2 separate regions of the Homo sapiens genome follow, and region 1 is linked to region 2. The links are chromatin loops, found by intact Hi-C in ENCODE. Cell type or tissue: breast epithelium. All regions are shown on one strand. Each heading gives the region's core, and the rest is flanking DNA. Links, peaks and the distances in the headings are about the cores only.

The links. Peaks named below come from ENCODE experiments on the same cell type or tissue, not always from the same donor. Only the 100,000 strongest peaks of a DNase experiment are listed, where the experiment ranks them.
Region 1: it touches region 2 in a loop (4-fold over the local background); 104 of 110 quality-filtered maps call a loop at or near these places.

Annotation. Positions count from the first base shown.
Region 1 is chr1:229,657,804-229,666,135 of GRCh38, reverse strand. URB2 (URB2 ribosome biogenesis homolog) reads right to left here. Exons shown (of 10, transcript NM_014777.4): 10 at 5,936-7,036. The coding sequence ends at 6,839. Among named protein-coding and RNA genes, the nearest start is that of URB2, 36 kb to the right of the region's middle. In breast epithelium, for the core only: a CTCF peak has its summit at 4,706; a DNase peak (open chromatin) is centred at 4,675.
Region 2 is chr1:230,307,163-230,315,494 of GRCh38, reverse strand. PGBD5 (piggyBac transposable element derived 5) reads left to right here. Exons shown (of 7, transcript NM_001258311.2): 7 at 1-1,005. It also overlaps the pseudogene LOC124904587. Among named protein-coding and RNA genes, the nearest start is that of PGBD5, 120 kb to the left of the region's middle. In breast epithelium, for the core only: a CTCF peak has its summit at 4,738 (motif pointing right); DNase peaks (open chromatin) are centred at 4,754 and 7,274.

The sequences.
Region 1 (8,332 bases), core at 244-8,243, 650 kb after region 2:
TTCCAGATTTTCTGAAAACCTAAGCTGTGGGTGTTTAGTGAAACAATGACGCATTGTAATAGGAAGCATCAGCAACACTTTGCTGTGGTAAACTGCAGCCTCTGTACAGTCAGGCCACGCAGCCACACATAGTGCATGGAAAATTTAATTCAAATATTTATTCTACAAAGACGCATTCATTGACATTTATGGAGACAGGCGGGTGGAGCGCAGTTTTCAAATTGTTCTACTCTGCTGGAAGACCAGTATTCCCAGGGCATTCTTCATCCAACAAGTATTAATTGAGCACCTACTATGTGCCAGGTGCCCATTTCGGGTCCATACTCAAGCTGTGAGTAGCACAAACAGGATCCCTGCATATGCGGAGTTTAACTTCTACTGGGAAAAAAGACACCAGACAACATGCATAAGCAAAACACCTAGTAAATTGGAGAGCAACACATACTGAGGAAAAAGTAATGAAGCAGGGAAAAAGGGGACAGGATGGTCAAGGCAGGTGGGTGGGATTTTAGATGGAGTTTCCAAAAGTCATCATAAGGCCAGGCGTGGTGGCTCATGCCTGTAATCCCAGCACTTTGGGAGTCCAAGGATGGTGGATCACCTGAGGTCAGGAGTTCAAGACCAGCCTGGCCACCATGGTGAAACCCCGTCTCTACCAAAAAAATATAAAAATTAGCCAAGCATGGTGGCACGCACCTATAGTTCCAGCTACTCAGGAGGCTGAGGTGGGAGAATCGCTTGAACCTGGGAGGCAGAGGCTGCAGTGAGCCAAGATCATGCCACTGTAACCCATCCTGGGCAACAGAGCAAGACCCTGTCTCAAAAAAAAAAAAAAAAAGAAATTTGTTTTTTGAAAGGAGACTCTTTGGAGGTTTGAAGGAAGATGGAGGGACAACCACTAGGACTATTTAGAAACAATCTCTAGGATGAGTGACCACAGGCAGTAAGAGAAAAGAGGGAAGATGCTAGTGAGAGCTGGGACTGAAGGAGAGTGAGGAATTGGTTATGTCTTCCAGATTTTCAACTCAATTCAATGAGCAGAAATTGGCAAGTTTGAAAAGGACTTGCCCAGAGGCAATGGTGACATCAGGGAGTGGAAGGTCAGGAAAGTTAGAAGGTCTAGAGAGAATTGTCAAGGATTAATCCTTGAGGACACCAGTATTTTAGGGGAAGGGAGAGAAAAAGGTAACCAAGAGCATCAGAGATAGTCGAGGCCCTAGAGGATGCAGAGAGCCAGCGGGGGGTCCGACCAGCCAAGGGTGTCCAGCGATGGTCAAGGACCTACCACACATTCGTGAAGCCAGGTGTCTTTCAGAGGGCAGTTTTGATGGGAAGGATGACCAAGGAGCAAAGGTAGACTCCTTATAATTGTTGGGTAGTCAAGAGAAAAGGCTGATGGAAATGTGAGAGGATAACAGGATCGAGACTGAAGATAAATTAAGAGTATTCTGTGTGTGTCTATAAACAGCAGGGAAAGTGATAGCAGAGACTCGAGAGACAGAGGGCTATGGTTAGATGGGAAGAGATTGTGTGCCTGATTTAATCTGTTATAAAGCTCAAAGAGGGCTTAGAGAAAATACCAGTGCAGGCTGCATGCCAAGTCAGAGAATACCAGACACTGAATGGCACCGGCACCCACATCTGTCCCCACAAGAACAGCCATTCTGAGTCTTTGAAATGGCCATAGTTGGGAAACAGTTGGCCATGCCCTCTAGCATGACATTAAGGTACAGGAAGACGCAGGGCCGTGCACTGATTTGTGTTTCTGTGGGTGCTTCTTTATCACCACCTTGGCAGCCGGCCAGGCGTTACTGCTGGGATTTCCCGTGGCCTCATTTTTCTGAGTGTGTTTCTCGCCCCAGGCCCCAGCACACTTTCACCTCCGTTGAGCCTGGTCTACTGAGTCACATCCCCTCAATCCTCCTTTGTAATGAAAAACCACTCCCACTACTACTAGTTGTGTTCTTTCTGGAGCATTTCACAAACCTCTTCCTTCCTCTCATCCAAATATTTATGTTCTACGATCAACCAGAACTTCACATTAAAACCATTGTAACAATCCAGTCTCCACAAGCTCCTAACATCCCAAAGCTATGCTGCCTCATGGATGTTTCTCCCTCTGATGAAAAAAGAGATCTTCCTCCCAATAGGTGACCCCAGCAGAAGAGAGAGAACAGGATTTTGTAGAGAATCAATCCCCATGACTCCATTCCTTTCTCCCTCAACAGAGCTGGCTCTGGAGTTAAGGGTAGGGCAGGACAATCAGGGAACTCCAAAGACGAGGAAGGAGGTGACAGACCTAGGGATGCCAGTGAGGCACAGTGGTCATGGTGGCAACGGGGAACAAGCTGGGTAGAGGGACAACAGGGCAGGCCAAAGAAAGGACATTACAAACAGGCTCATTGGGCCAGGCACGGTGGCTTACACCTGTAATCCCAGCACTTTGGAGGCCAAGGCAAGAGGATCACCTGAGCCCAGGAGTTCAATTCCAGCCAGGGCAAGAGCGAAATCCCATCTCTACTTAAAAAAGATTAGCGAGGCGTGGTGGCATGCACCTGTAGTCCTAGCTACTTGGGAGGCTGACATGGGAGGAGCACTTCAGCCCAGGAGTTGGAGGCTGCAGTGAGCTAGGATCACACCACTGTACTCCAGCCTCTTAAAAAAAAGGAGCAAGGGAAGCCAAGAAGAGTCCAACAAGGAGGCTCAAGTGTGAGTTCTCACATCAGCGATGGCAGATGGGCAGGGGTGGCAGTCCTGGGAATGTGGGGTCAGGACATTTCAGAAGGGTCCCCAGTGTGGACATGAGGCTACAAAAAATATCAGCAGGAAACAAGAGGGAAGACTGGGAAAGAAGAGAGGTCACCAGCAAGCAGGAGTGATTGAGAGAGGTGGCCCAGACACACCAGGGAGGGAGGGCAGAGAAGTCAGTGAGTGGGGATGGCAGAATGGTGTTGGAAGGACGTGGGGACAAGAAAGCACAGGGCAACAGAAGTAACATCCATTAGAGAGACACGAGAGACATACAGGCTGAGGGGGAAAGGGTGAATATCACCTCTCCCTCCAGCCACTGAACTTGTCTGCTGGAAGAGATGGAAAAGGTAAACGACAAAGTAAAATTTAAAAAAAAAGGAGAGTGTTCAGAAGTTGCACAAGGGAATGAGGAATCAAAAACGACACTGCTGCTGCCTCTACAGCGGCTTTTATGAGACATAAAGCAGAAACGTATGAGCTTATTAGACAAAAGAATTCAGGCTATAGCCTGGCATGCCGGCAATAAATCAAAGTTACCTCTATGAGTTATGAGAAACCAGGGCCAGGTGCGGGGGCTAACACCTGTAATCCCAGCACTTTGGGAGGCCAAGGAAGGGAGGACTGCTTGAGGCCAGGAGTCCCAGACCAGCCTGGGCAACATAGTGAGACTATCTCTACTAAAAACTTAAAAATTAGCTGGTTGTGGTGGTGTGCACCTGTAGTCCCAACTACTTGGGAAGCTGAGACAAGAGGATCGCTTGAGCCCAGGAGTTGGAGGGTGCAGTGAGCTAGGATTGCACCACTGCACTCCAGCCTAGGCAATAGAGCGAGACCCTGTCTCCAAAGAAAAATGAAAAAGAGAAACCGAAAAAAAAAAAAACTCCCCCAAATCCCTTCAAGTAGACACCCCCTCTTTGCTGTCTTTTTTTCTGGAGACTTCACATCACTCCTTAACATTGGGCAGTTTCCACAGCTACTGTAGGAGGCTGAGTCCGGGAAGCTGCAGAAGACAGGCTGTGAAGGAGACCCACCCACTGTGGTCCACAAGCAGGGCAAGGTCGAGAACGGGGCTGTGTGTTGTCTGTGCCATTGGGGGCCCCCTGATGTACTACTGTCCAGGACCGCCCAAGGCAACATCCCAGGCAAAGTCACCCCGCTGAGCCTTCTCTCACCCAACTCCCCTTACGCCCACCCCTCCCTTCAGGTGTCCGCCCTCAGCCAAAACCAGGCTGCCACATGGATTCAGTGCAGGCATTAAGGATCAGCACCCCAGGCCCTTCCAGGGGCGCCTCTCACCACCCAGGCAGGTCTCAGTTCAAATATCACCTCTTTCTCCAGCCACTGAACTTGTCTGCTTTGCTGCCAACCCCGCGATCACCCCCTGGCCTATTTGTTTCCTGGCTCATTGTCAATGTCCTCTACTAGAAAGCTCCCTGAGGACCAGGGCCATGTCTCCGTGCCTGGTACAGACAGGTGATTCATGCACATCTGTCAGGTGATGGGGGTCTGGAGCCACAGCAAGTCCAGTGGGGACAGTCTCTCTGAAGCCCAGCATTTTGCCGTTCCCCAAGCTGAGTCCCCAACTCTGCCATGTGGAGAGCTGGCTGGGCCAACTCTCTTTGCTTGTGAGGTCTATTCTAACAGGATAAAAATGAACAACAGAGCCTCCATATTTGCCAGCCAGAAACATGTTTCTTCTACCCTATGAATCAGCAAAATGGAGTTAAAACAAATTCTTTGCTGAGGAGCGTTTAGAGTTCAAATAGAAATGACTGTGAGGAACCTGTGACTGCTTCCCCAGAAATGGGAACACAGCAGAGAGCCCTTCAGAGCTGTGCAGGGAGGAGGTGGAGTCCCAGCCTTCTCTTCGTCCTTCCCTTCCTTCAAGGCTGACTACCTGGCAGCCGCTGCCAACTCCCTTCGAAAGGCCCTGCAGTGCCACCACCAGGACGCCTGATGAACTGCTCCACGTTCGTCAGCTCACCCAGCATTCCCAAGGCAGGGGGAAAGGATGGTCCCCTCACCTCTGGCCTTCAGAACTTTCAGCACAGGAAAAACTAGCCATGGCTCCATGAAGGCCTTGGAGACAGTTAGCTTCCGGTCTGGGCACTTGAACCAGAGGCAAACCTAAGACCGTGTTTTAGCTCCCGCTTGTTTACAGCTCGTGTCCTTGAAAGGTCGCCCGCTCACACCAACACCCATCTCCAATTGTGAACAAGAAATGGCGCCACCAGACTCTCTTCGAGGCTCCTGCAGGGAGTTTACTACAGAAACAAAATTCTGTCAACACAAAGCATTAAGCGAAAGGATGCCAGACCAGCCGAAGACATTTCTGGTGGCCAGAGCTTCGAAAGGCCCTCTGCACACACAGTCTAGATGAGGAAGGGAAGGGAACAGATGACATGTGCAGTGCGTAAGGCAGGACTGTCCCCCAGCCCCCACAAGATAGCACAGGAAATAAAATCAAATGTGGGGCGTAAAACAAGGGCCATTTCTCTTAGGTATCAAAGACATTCATTTTATATTGTCTGCTCCAATCACATCTGCTTGAAAATACAGTGTTAAAAAAAAAAAGCCTTTGCTTAAGGATGATCCTTCAAATAACTTCAAAAGTCTGCATTTTGAACTAATTAAAAAGGGAATTCCAACATGATTCCCCCAAAGACAGTGAATAAGAAAAATGGTAAATATCCCAATTGAGAAATGTGCTATTACAGAAGAAAGATAATTATATAAACATAATTTACATAAGAAATAAAAATGGTAAATGTGAAAAATGTATAATCTCTTAGTAATTAAAGAAATTCAAAACAGAATAACATCTCTCTCCTATCAAGGAAGCATAAAGAAACAAAAATCAATAATATTAAAGTTGACTCACTAGTAGGAAAATAAATTAGTAATATTCTAGGGGGCAATTTGGCAATATTTATATAAATCCTTTAAAAATGATGTGGTTTTCTGACAAATAATACAACTCATGAGAATTCATCTTCTGAAAATAATTCAGCTGCAAGCACCATCTATAAAAGGGAATTTGGACAGATACCTATGTCTAACCATGGTGTACTTATTAAATAAAACAACAATATCTACTCAATGGACTACTATGCAGCCAAAAAAAATATATGTCGAATGTTTTCACTGACCCAGAGTTACTTAAAATATTACACAGGAAAAAAGGTAACTTTAAAAAAATGCATTTATGATCCAATTTAGCTACTATATATATTTATATGCACATCTATATACATACACATAGTAAAGGGACTACAACAAGATACTCCAAGGTGACAACCGAGGTTATCTGGGTAACTGAGACTATGAATGAGTTTTTTAAATTATCCTTTTATTTTTCTTTTCTGAGGTTGCTATAATAAAAATATATTGCTTAGGTAATAAGAAAAAACAATTAGGATTATTTCTTAAACTGCATAGGAAAAAAAAATTCCTAAATGAACTTCACAGAGCTAACACAGGAGGAGCAGGCAGGAGCCCTGGCACCTGTGCTAAACGTCACCGACCTGCCTGAGGTGCCCACTATCGCCACCCAGAGCAGACACCTCAGGCCACAGACTCTAACTTTCCCTGACTTCTTCAGAAAGCATACTTAGAGGGAAGGCAGAAAATGTGACATTTCAAGAATACTTCCCATGTTACTTGAAGAATTTGAAAGGCAAGTATATTTAAACAGGGCTGAATTATACGCCCATGTACCCAAAGTAAAAAGCCAAGTTTTATGTAGTTTCCAGTGCAGACGAGGGAACACCAAACCACTGAGCCAAGACGAGAACCAAACACAGAAAGGTCCCAAGAGTCAGCAATTTTTCTATTGAATTAATCTCATCCCAGGGTCAATTTTCAGGATTCTATTGCAATACTTACTGCATAAAACTATGTATTAAAAAATAGTAAGAAAAACACGATGTAAAATACATCAAAATATACTACATAAACCCCAAAGGATTTTCTATGTATACCAATACTACGAATTAGAACATCTTAAGTCTTTCATTCTCCAGCTCTTTCAGACCATGCAGCCAAAGCCTCTGGACAGTGTCACTGGCGGCACTTCTGTCCCATAGCCTTAGGCCGTATATCTTTTCTCTCCTTCATGTTTGGCCTTGTGGTACTTGAGATAGTCATTATAGAGCTCCTTAAAGATGTCTCTCATTCCCGGCTGCAGCGAGGCCCGCAGGAACTGGACGTCAGGCTCGATGCAGAGGTCCAGGATGAGGTAAATGCCCTCCTGCAGCAGACTTTTCACAGCTGGATATAAGGTCACCTGAGGAAAAAGGCAAACCTCTGTGAGAACAATTGGGGGCAGAGATCAAGCCGCACCACCTGCCAACAATGCCTTGGGAAGCACTAACAAGTAATTTCAAACTGACCTCCAAATTGAGAAAAAAATCGACATTCACTTTTAAAATATAATTTTATTACTAAGTCAAACCTTTAAATACTCATATTTTTAAAGTTTGTATTTTGGGGAAATAGAAGCTAACTCAAGCAAACACAAACCTGGAATAAAACTCCATGAAAGCAAAAGGCTGGCTTTGCTGTTCAGTAAATGATGCTTACATGTTTACCAGGGGCATTTTAAAAAACTGGAGTCTTTAAATTTAAAAACCTTATAAGAAGATAAGCTGCCTGCCCATTGTGTCAAATTCTTCTACACCGTCAATCACCTTGGAAGCTATGCCAACCCTGTGGGACAATGACAACTACGTTCACCATAACACTATGACCCCCATCTCACCCCAGAGCAAGGCAGCAGGCAGGCTCTGAAACTACCAAAACAGACCACTGATAAGCCTACACTAGTAATTAGATCACATCATATCACCCAAGAGCAGAAGTGATTTCATGATTGCCATTTAATAGATTCCTTTTTTATTTATGTCAAGAACAGCACAATATGCACTTAATTCCTAACAGCCCTGGAATGGTTGAACTGGTCCTCATCCCTAAAGATGCACTTCTCCCCTGAAGTTCAGGGTTACCTAAAATCTGGAGCACAGGAGTGTGGGTGGCAGCCAGCTCCAACCTGGCTGTATCTGATGCTCCACCCAAACTTCCAGAGAAGAGACTCAGACTAATATCAAACCAACCTAAAAGGCTGGGGGAACAGGTTCTCTTCACACTTACCACATCCATTCAGGTTTCAACTAAATGTGGGCTGAACAGAGTTTGAAACCCTAGTAACTGAAACTAAAAAGCAGTAGTAATGAACAGTTCTGGGAACAGATGGTGGTGATGGCTGCACAATATAAGAATGTATATACTACTACTGAAGTGCACACATAAAACAGTTAAGCTGGTAAAATTCACCTTATACTAGATGTATTTTGCCATTACTTTTAAGAAGTAGAAAAAAACCAAAGCAGTGGTAGAGCATCAGCAGACAGGCCTGGAATTTGGCTGATCATTTATTGCTACCCTGATAACCTGAAAGGGTTAATGTGTCTCTGCAAACACAGTTTCTAATGAGGACATATTTTATTAACCAGAAGAACTGATTCACGAAGGCAACCACTGGGAAGTACATTCCTAAAGAGGCAATTTGTTTCTGTCTCTCAGA
Region 2 (8,332 bases), core at 205-8,204:
GCTGGGGTGATGGGCTGGTGAAGCAGTGTTCCAGGAGGGGAACTGCTGCTCACAGGGCTGTCCTGGTCGCCCTCGGGATACAGCCAGACTTGATCCGAGTGGCTCCCGGGGCTGAATGGGGACCGCCGGGTGCATATCCCAGGAGGCAGCCTTCAGCTCAGTGGGGAAAGCAGTTTCCAACCTTAGAGCTGCCCAACACTAGCACAGGGCACCTGAGAAAGGAGGGGCCCCTCTGCCTTTACTCTGTCTCCCACTAGAGGCAGCTGGTTCCTTCAGGGAACTCTGGTGGGGGGTGAGGGGGTGGCTGGTTCTCAGTGGGCAGGGGTGACCCTACTGGGGTCAGTGGGCTGGCAATGCTGGTCTTCACTAAGAAGAGTTGAAAATAGCCAGGAAGCTAAGCCCTGGCTCCTGGGCTCCTGGGCAGATGCTTAATTAGGAGGAAGAAGGAACCAAAATCATGAACACAACTGGCTCTCTCAGGGGGAGGCTGTCACCCTCCAAGCTCTTCTTCCCCTTCCTCAAATGGAGATTCACACTCATCCCTAGTTCAGGAGAGCCGCCATTGATGATGAGGAAATCCGTGTCAAAGAAGCTGGAAAGACTGCTATTCATTGTGAGAATTTTGTTTCCACTGCTACATTACATTGTTTCTTCTTGTTTTCCCTTCCAATTTCCAGTTAAGAATCTTTCACAGAAAATTTTTAATTTTATCACAAACTGCACAGATATCACACAGCTGCACCCCCATTTGGTGACACAAAGCATACCCTTCTGTGAAGATTTTCACTTTACGCCAAGGCATGATTGTCACTTTACGCCAAGGCAATAAATTTTTACAAATTTTGTATAACAGGAGCTGAATTCTGGGTTCTCAAATGTGAAATGTGGCAAAAAAAAAAAAAAAAAAAAAAAAGATTTAATTCAAGCATTTTGTCATGTGGTTCTTATTTCTTCAACCAAGTTTGTTTACAGTCACTGCCTTTGAAATACAGTCAAATACATCTGTTTGCTTCTCTCTGGTGGTTTTTCTTTGTGGGTGGCTGATGAGGGAGGGAGGATACAGGACAGGACGCTCATGAAAGTATGATGGGGTCTGTTGCTGGAAATGAATAGCAAGGGAGGTCGGCCAGGCCTGAGAAACCCACCGCCGGGCTCTCTGGAAGATGAAGAGGGAATGACAGGGCAGGGGGGTCTTCAGGGGGTTCAGGCCTGTGCTAACACCTTAGCTTCCTCAACCCTGCCCCCGATCCTGGGAAAAGTCAAGGGGATCCCCAAAGCGGTCTTCCTCGTCTCCCCTTCCATCTTCCCTCCACCGTCAGACTGGATTCTGCAGCCTGTAGCTGCAGCCTGTATTGGCTGCTGTTATTACCACAGCCCTAAGGGCCTCCACCATTCTCCTCGCACTCCTCAAAAGGTTCCAGAATCTGGGGTGAGCGCTCTTGTCAGAAGCTGGAACAGGAGGAAGCAATGTTCAAGAGCACTGGTGTGTGCAGAATGCCAAGGACCCCAGGAGAGCTGCAACTGCCCGCTCGTGACTGTGGACGATCACCATGTCCCCAGCTCTGCCAGCAAATACCACCCAGTCAGATGCTTTCATGATTGCAGTTCAAAACGAAAACAAAAAGGGCACGATATTGGCTTTAGCAGCGTTATCCTGACAGTCACAATGTGGACATTGTTTTTCTTACCGTAGAAAATCTCTGTATAAAATGAGATGACGGATCCCACTTTCCAAGGTTGTTTTTTTTTTTAATCACAAATGATTTTGAGGGCTGAGCACAGTGGCTCACAGCTGCAATCCCAGCAGTTTAGGAGGCCAAGGCAGGAGGACCGCTTGAGGCCAGGAGCTTGAGACCAGCCTGGGCAACATAGTGAGACCCCATATCTACAAAACAGAGAAGATTTTGAGAAGCTTGTGCTTCTCCATCTAACATAGGAATTCAAGTGTTTTTACAGCACATTATAACAAACATGCCTTGTTTTTCTACAAGCCAAAAATAATTTTCAAACACTCTTAAAATGTTAACGATTTCAAATCTTTGCAGACCCTTTAGTAAGCACTAAATTTACCTTTACTTTTGTTGTGTTTATCCCTGATGTAATGATTTATTTTATAAAATCAGAGCCTTCCCTTTACCACTATCTTTTATATGATTTCCCCTCATTTTCTTTTCCACATTTCATGGCCTCTGACTCTGTCCTTTACAAATATCTATTCCTTCTCTTTCTCCCTCCCTCCTCTTCCTCCCTCTCTTCTTCCCTTCTCCTCTTCCCCTCCCCCACATTCCTTTGCTGAGCACAGATAATCCATGTCCCCAGATGTCCCCCTCTGGATGCCCGTCCCCTAGCCCATCACCTGGCATACAGGTTCTCCAGCCTCAGGGTTCCCACGGTGCACAGGGACCTTCCCCTCTCAACGGTAGTAGGGTGAGGACATAACCTTTTGTATCCAAGACATTTTGAGGGTAGAGACATCCATAACGAGGAAAAACTCCAACAAGGAGGATTCAAAAGACCGTTTATAGATGAATAGGATAATGGGATTTAGTTTACTGATCCCAGGGCCCAGCCTTCCCTGCCACATTGACTGAATGCTGATCACATCTCCCAGTGGTGCTGGGGCGCAGTAGCTCATGCCTATAATCCCAGCACTTTGGGAAGCCAAGGCAAGAGGATCACATGGGGCCAGGAGTTCCAAACCAACCTGGGAAACATAGTGAGACCCTGTCTCTGAGAAATAGAATTTAAAAATTTAGCTGGGCTGGGTGCTGTGGCTCACACCTGTAATCCCAGCACTTTGGGAGTCTGAGGTGGGTGGATTGCTTGAGGTCAGGAGTTCAAGACCAACGTGGCCAACATGGCAAAACCCTGTCTCTACTAAAAATACAAAAATTAGCTGGGCTTGGTGGCACACGCCTGTAATCCCAGCTACTAGGGAGGCTGAGGCAGGAGAATCACTTGCAGCCGGGACGTAAAGGTTGCAGTGAGCCGAGATAGCGCCATTGCACTCCAGCCTGGGTGACAGAGCAAGACTTCGTCTCCAAAAAAAAAAAAAAAAAAAAAATTAGCTGGGCATGGTGGCATGCACCTGCAGCCTGCAGTCCCAGTTACTTGGGAGGCTGAGGCAGAGGATCGCTCAAGCCCAGAAATTCAAGGCTGCAGTGAGCACTGATTGCACCACTGCACTTCAGCTTGGGCTGAAGGATCACTTTAGCCCAGGATCACTTTAGCCCAAACAAGACGCTGTTTGTTTGAAACAATAACAACAACAACAAAAACAAACAAACAAAAAAACAGAACCATCTCCCAGGGCTGTGGGCCTTTGGGGACATGCACAGGAATACACACAAAAAAAGACAAACATGTTCTAGTTTGAGCAGAAGAATAGTACAGGGCAAGTGGACTAAGTCATTCATTCAAAACACTTTAATTGAGCTCTTCCAAATCAGTAGGCACTATGCTAAACACTAAGGGTATAAGCAAGGACAGTCTTTGCCATCAAGGGCTGTCAAATAGTGGGAGAGACACAAACGCAATATCTCATGTGGCCAGAGTGATAATAGTATGTAAAAATTAATCAAGGAATGAAGCCCGTATTTTCCCAACCACAAATGGGGATACATGAATCATGTTCTGTCTCTGGGGCAGAATATTTTAAAAGTAATTGCTATGGGAGACTGACATGGCCAGAGAGAGGTCAGGTGTGGATGTTATTCTACAGAATGAGTAGACTCGTTTTTTGGAACAAACCCACGTGACACTAGCTGATTTAGAGCCAAAAAGCTCAGGGATTTGTCACTGGGAGGATCTTGGGCCAATAGACATGAGTCTGAAAATTCTGCCCAGGTTAAACCACCCTGACAGTACCAGGCAAGAGAATGTGAAGTCTATACACATTAAAAATTTCTGGTTCCAATTCCTGGGGAGGCTGGAGCAAGAGGATCACTTTAGCCCAGGTAGTCGAGGCTGCAGTGAGCTATGGTCACGCCACTGCACTCCAGCCTAGATAAGACACAGTGAGACCCTGCCTCTAAAACTTAAAAATTAAAAAAGAAACCTGCCTAAAGGAACAGTAACCAGTCTGGAGGGAGGAGGCTCTCGATCCCGAAGAAGCCAAAGGTAACTGGACACGAGATTTTTCTGTGCCAAGCATTTCCCAGTTAGGCTGTGGCTGATTCACCCTCTCTGTCCCCCTCTCACACTCTCCTCAGTCCCAGGAACTAGAAAAAGATGGAGAGCTGTCCTTCCCTGAGTCGCCCCAACCCTTAGCAGCAGTCTGACCTTATGCGGCCTGAGTGAGGCCCAATGCTGGTAGCGGCTCTGTTCACACTCACCCTCCAGCAAAGCAAACGTCGAGAGACCAGGAGAGGGGAGTCCAACCCCAAAAAGGAGAGCCAGTGCCTGCGAGAATAAGTGTGTTCATGGAGTTAACAGGATGGAATACTTCAAAATCCAGGATGCCCTGAAACTATATGTACATCTATTAGATATCAATTAAAAATTATCTTAATTAAAAAAAATAAAAATAAAAATCCAGGATTGTTGTCCTGGCATGGATGGAATGAAGAAGGGCCTAGGAGAGTGGGAAGGTGTAGGCAGATTTGTCTGATTTTAACAGAGTTAAAACGAAAAATATGTAATTAACAACCTGCTCCCAAACCAAATTTTCACCCTCCCCCTTTTCGGACTGTCCACCTTCTTTGAGATGAAGCCTTTCCCATGGCTGCCCAGCAGAGGGCAGCAGAGGACACCTTATGAGCCTCCGTCCCCTGCACACAATAGCGCATTCGTTCAACAAATGCCTTCGGAGTTTGGAGTGGACAGTGTTCCAGGCACTGTGGACACTGCCCTAAATAAGACAGACGAGGTCTCTGCTGGTCCAGAGCAAGGGGAGAGAACAATAAGCAAAGTCATGGAGACTATAGCACCGTAAAGTGATGGGGACAGGAATGGAAAAGGGGCTTGCTGATTCCACATTTCGGCTTCCAGCCAGTGTTTACCAGTACTTGTTAGGGGCCGGGCACTTCTGGGGACAGTCACCAACACAGAGGCCCCTGCCTTCATGGAGCTTACGTTCCACAGGAGGAGAGAGCACCATAAACACAAAAAGGGTCACAGAATCTTTTTTTTTTTCAAGACAGTTTCGCTCTTGTCCCCCCAGGTGGAGTGCAATGGCGCGATATCGACTTACTGCAACCTCCACCTCCCGGGTTCAAGTGATTCTCCTGCCTCAGCTTCCTGGATTCTCCTGCCTCAGCTTCCTGAGTAGCTGGGATTACAGGCACGTGCCACCACGCCTGGCTAATTTTTGTATATTTAGTAGAGACAGGGTTTCACCATGTTCACCAAGCTGGTCTCGAATTCCTGACTTCAGGTGATCCACCCGCCTTGGCCTCCCAAAGTGCTAGGATTATAGGCGTATGCCACCACACCCGGCCTCAGCAGAATCTTTTAAAGGACACCGAGTGTTACGGAAAAGGAAAACATAGAGCAGGATTTGGGGAGTGTCGGGGAGTGGGGAGCAGCAGGCTGGTGTAGCCACGCTCCCTGAGAGGCCAGATTGGAGCAAGGTCTGACAAGAGGGACTGCCAGGTGACTCCGAGGACCCACCACAGTCTGGTCCACAGCTGTTCTATGTTGGAATCACTGCGGGTGCCTGGGTTCCACCCGAGGCCTAGGTTGAGGACCTCTGGCCTAGAGCAAGGTTTCTGGGCAGCCCTGTCTCTCACCCCTTATGCCTTCCTCTCCATTTTACAAATGAGAATAGTGACGCTCAAACACGCTCACGCCTCCCTAAGTAAAGGACGGTCAGGATTTGAACCCAGAAGTATTTGAACCCAAAACTCCCATGTTTCCTCAGCATCACACCGTCTCCCAGACCACGTGACTCGTCTCTCTTTTGGAAAATATCTAGGAGCAAATGGCTCTTCCCGCCACTACACCCAACAAACATCTGGATTGTTCTGTGTCATTGGTTAACTTGCAGGGACACAGTCAAGGTGGTAAGGAGGTTGTGCCTCCTGACCCGGGACAGCTTAGCCTTCCCCTGACCCATAGGACGCTGTGGGTCACCAACAGGCAGCAGGGACACAGTGGAGCCACCCAAGCTTCTGAGGTCTTCCCTGCCTTGGACCTTTATTGCCTCCAATGCACAAGATGCCAGGGAGCTAAGGATGCGCTCTCAGAAGGAGGCGTGAGCTCCAAGATGGGGCGTCCAAGCCCACCTCCGGCCCAGTTGATGCTGGCAAAAAGACTTTAATTAATTTCTTTATTTTGGGGCACAATTCCAGCAAGCTTAATTGGGGAATTCATGTCTCACTTGCGAGCCTTTCCTTGGCCAATGTGGTGGCATGTGCGGGAGACTGGCGGCACCCACAGACTGCTGTGAGATGGCGAGAAGCAAAGCCGGGCTGGGGGCTGCAGGGCTCTCCGAGGACCCGCACCGCTTCTGGTGACTCTGGCCATGCCCAAGAAACCATGGGGCACGGAGCACAGGCGGCCTGGGGCCTTGTCAAGCCACAGTGCTGACTCCCAGTGTTTCGTGGTGCCCCGAGGGTTTCGCACTTGCCTTTTGATACCTGGACGACCTGGGCGTGCAGGTGGCACGCTCAAGACTGCATCTGTAGCCCTGAGTTCAGGTTCAGCCTCACCGCACATGCTCTGCACCCTAAAGGAGTCAACAGCCTTTCTGGGCCTCATTTCCCCTGCTATACAGTGGGCCTAAGAATACCTGCCTAGCTTTCTTCCCAGGGTCCTTGTGAGACATCAGGAACTGGAGTACCCAGGTACTAGAGTCCTCACTGAAAGCACCTCCTCTAGGGCCTGGGATTGCTGGGAGGTGCAGAGTAGATTTCGGGAGCCAGTCCTGGATCCCTCCTTCCTCCCGCCTCCCCACCCCTAGCCCTGCAGGGTTCAAGATCACTTAAACCTTAAGAAATCCCTCTCCTCTTAAATCTGTGTGTGCCACCAGCTGCCCCTCTTTGTGGAGGGTCCATCCTTCCTTTTGGTAATAAGGAACACTTGCTACTTAGTGATTCACTAATGCCTGCAAATCTCCTGGTTCAAGAGTAGGAGCTGAGAATTCGCTAGATATTCGGGAGAGGGGTACAGCACACCCAGCGGGCCCAAAGCTGACTGTCTGCGTCCGAGTGATTATCCAGGAGGCACTGCCTCCAAGTCAGACCAGAAGGCTTTGACTAGGTGTGATGACTAAGACTGTACCACAATAGGGAGTGGACATCAGGAAACACGACCTGGCTGCTGGCCACCTGGCAGCTGGCCACTGAGCAGGATGTTAGACTCCTCCAGTCACTGCTTGGCTCTTGCAAGTAAATCACAAGGTTCTTCTGCCTTTGCACAGGTCTAAACGCCAGGCAGACAGAGCGAGGAACAGGCCCCAGGGTGGTTAGCCCAAGAGGACTTTGCAGGGAGGATGGTGCATCTTTCTTTCTGAATGTTTTTTTGGTACGAGGGCAAACAGCATTCTTTCCAGAATGGTCCAGGTGAATCTTGCCAAGAAATAGCAGCCCAGATAGAGGGACCCCTCAGGGCTTCTGCATTATCTGAGGATTGGCTCCCACAGGAGGGGTGAGTTACAAATAATGGATTCTTCCTTTGCTCCTGCAGACAGTAGACTTGATTGACATTGTGATCAAGTGCCTGCTGGAAGGAACCCCAGGCAGCAGGCACTGCTTCCCCTGATGGGATCTGAAGGACCCTGAGCATCCTCTCTACCCAAAAGAGACACTTACCACCACTGCCCCAACCTTAGATCCTCTCTGCTTTCACTCTCTAAGCCTCTCTTATTTAAAACTATCCCCAAAGGTAACATAGATGAACTTTCTTCTATTAACTGTTTAATGACAATTAGTTGCTTGCTGTCATTCATTTTCATTCACCTGGTTAGTCATTCAAGGAAGAAGCAGCTTTAACTATTTCCTGAATGCCAGCATGCCGTGACCAGTAAGACCCAGGCAGAGGCAGAAATGATTGGCTAGAGTGTGCTGCGGTGAGTTCCAGGGGGGTGACCAGAAGACAACTAGGACTTGAGGGAAGCTGAGCCAGCCAGGAAAGTGGAGGGAGGGAAGGCCTTCGACATAGACAGGGAGTGAGCTAAGGTGTTGGGAGGGAGCCAATGAATGAATGGGGTTGGGTGGTGGGGGGAGTAGTTGGATACGAGTCAAAAAAGTGGATTAAGCCCCAGTGCTGAAGGGCCTCATGGGCAGGAAAATCATTATTTCTTCTGTAGGGCAGGAATTCAGGGCTCCACTTGTAAGGAAAATATTGTTTTGTGTATGTATATGTGACTTTCTTTTTCTTTCTGGCAAGAAGT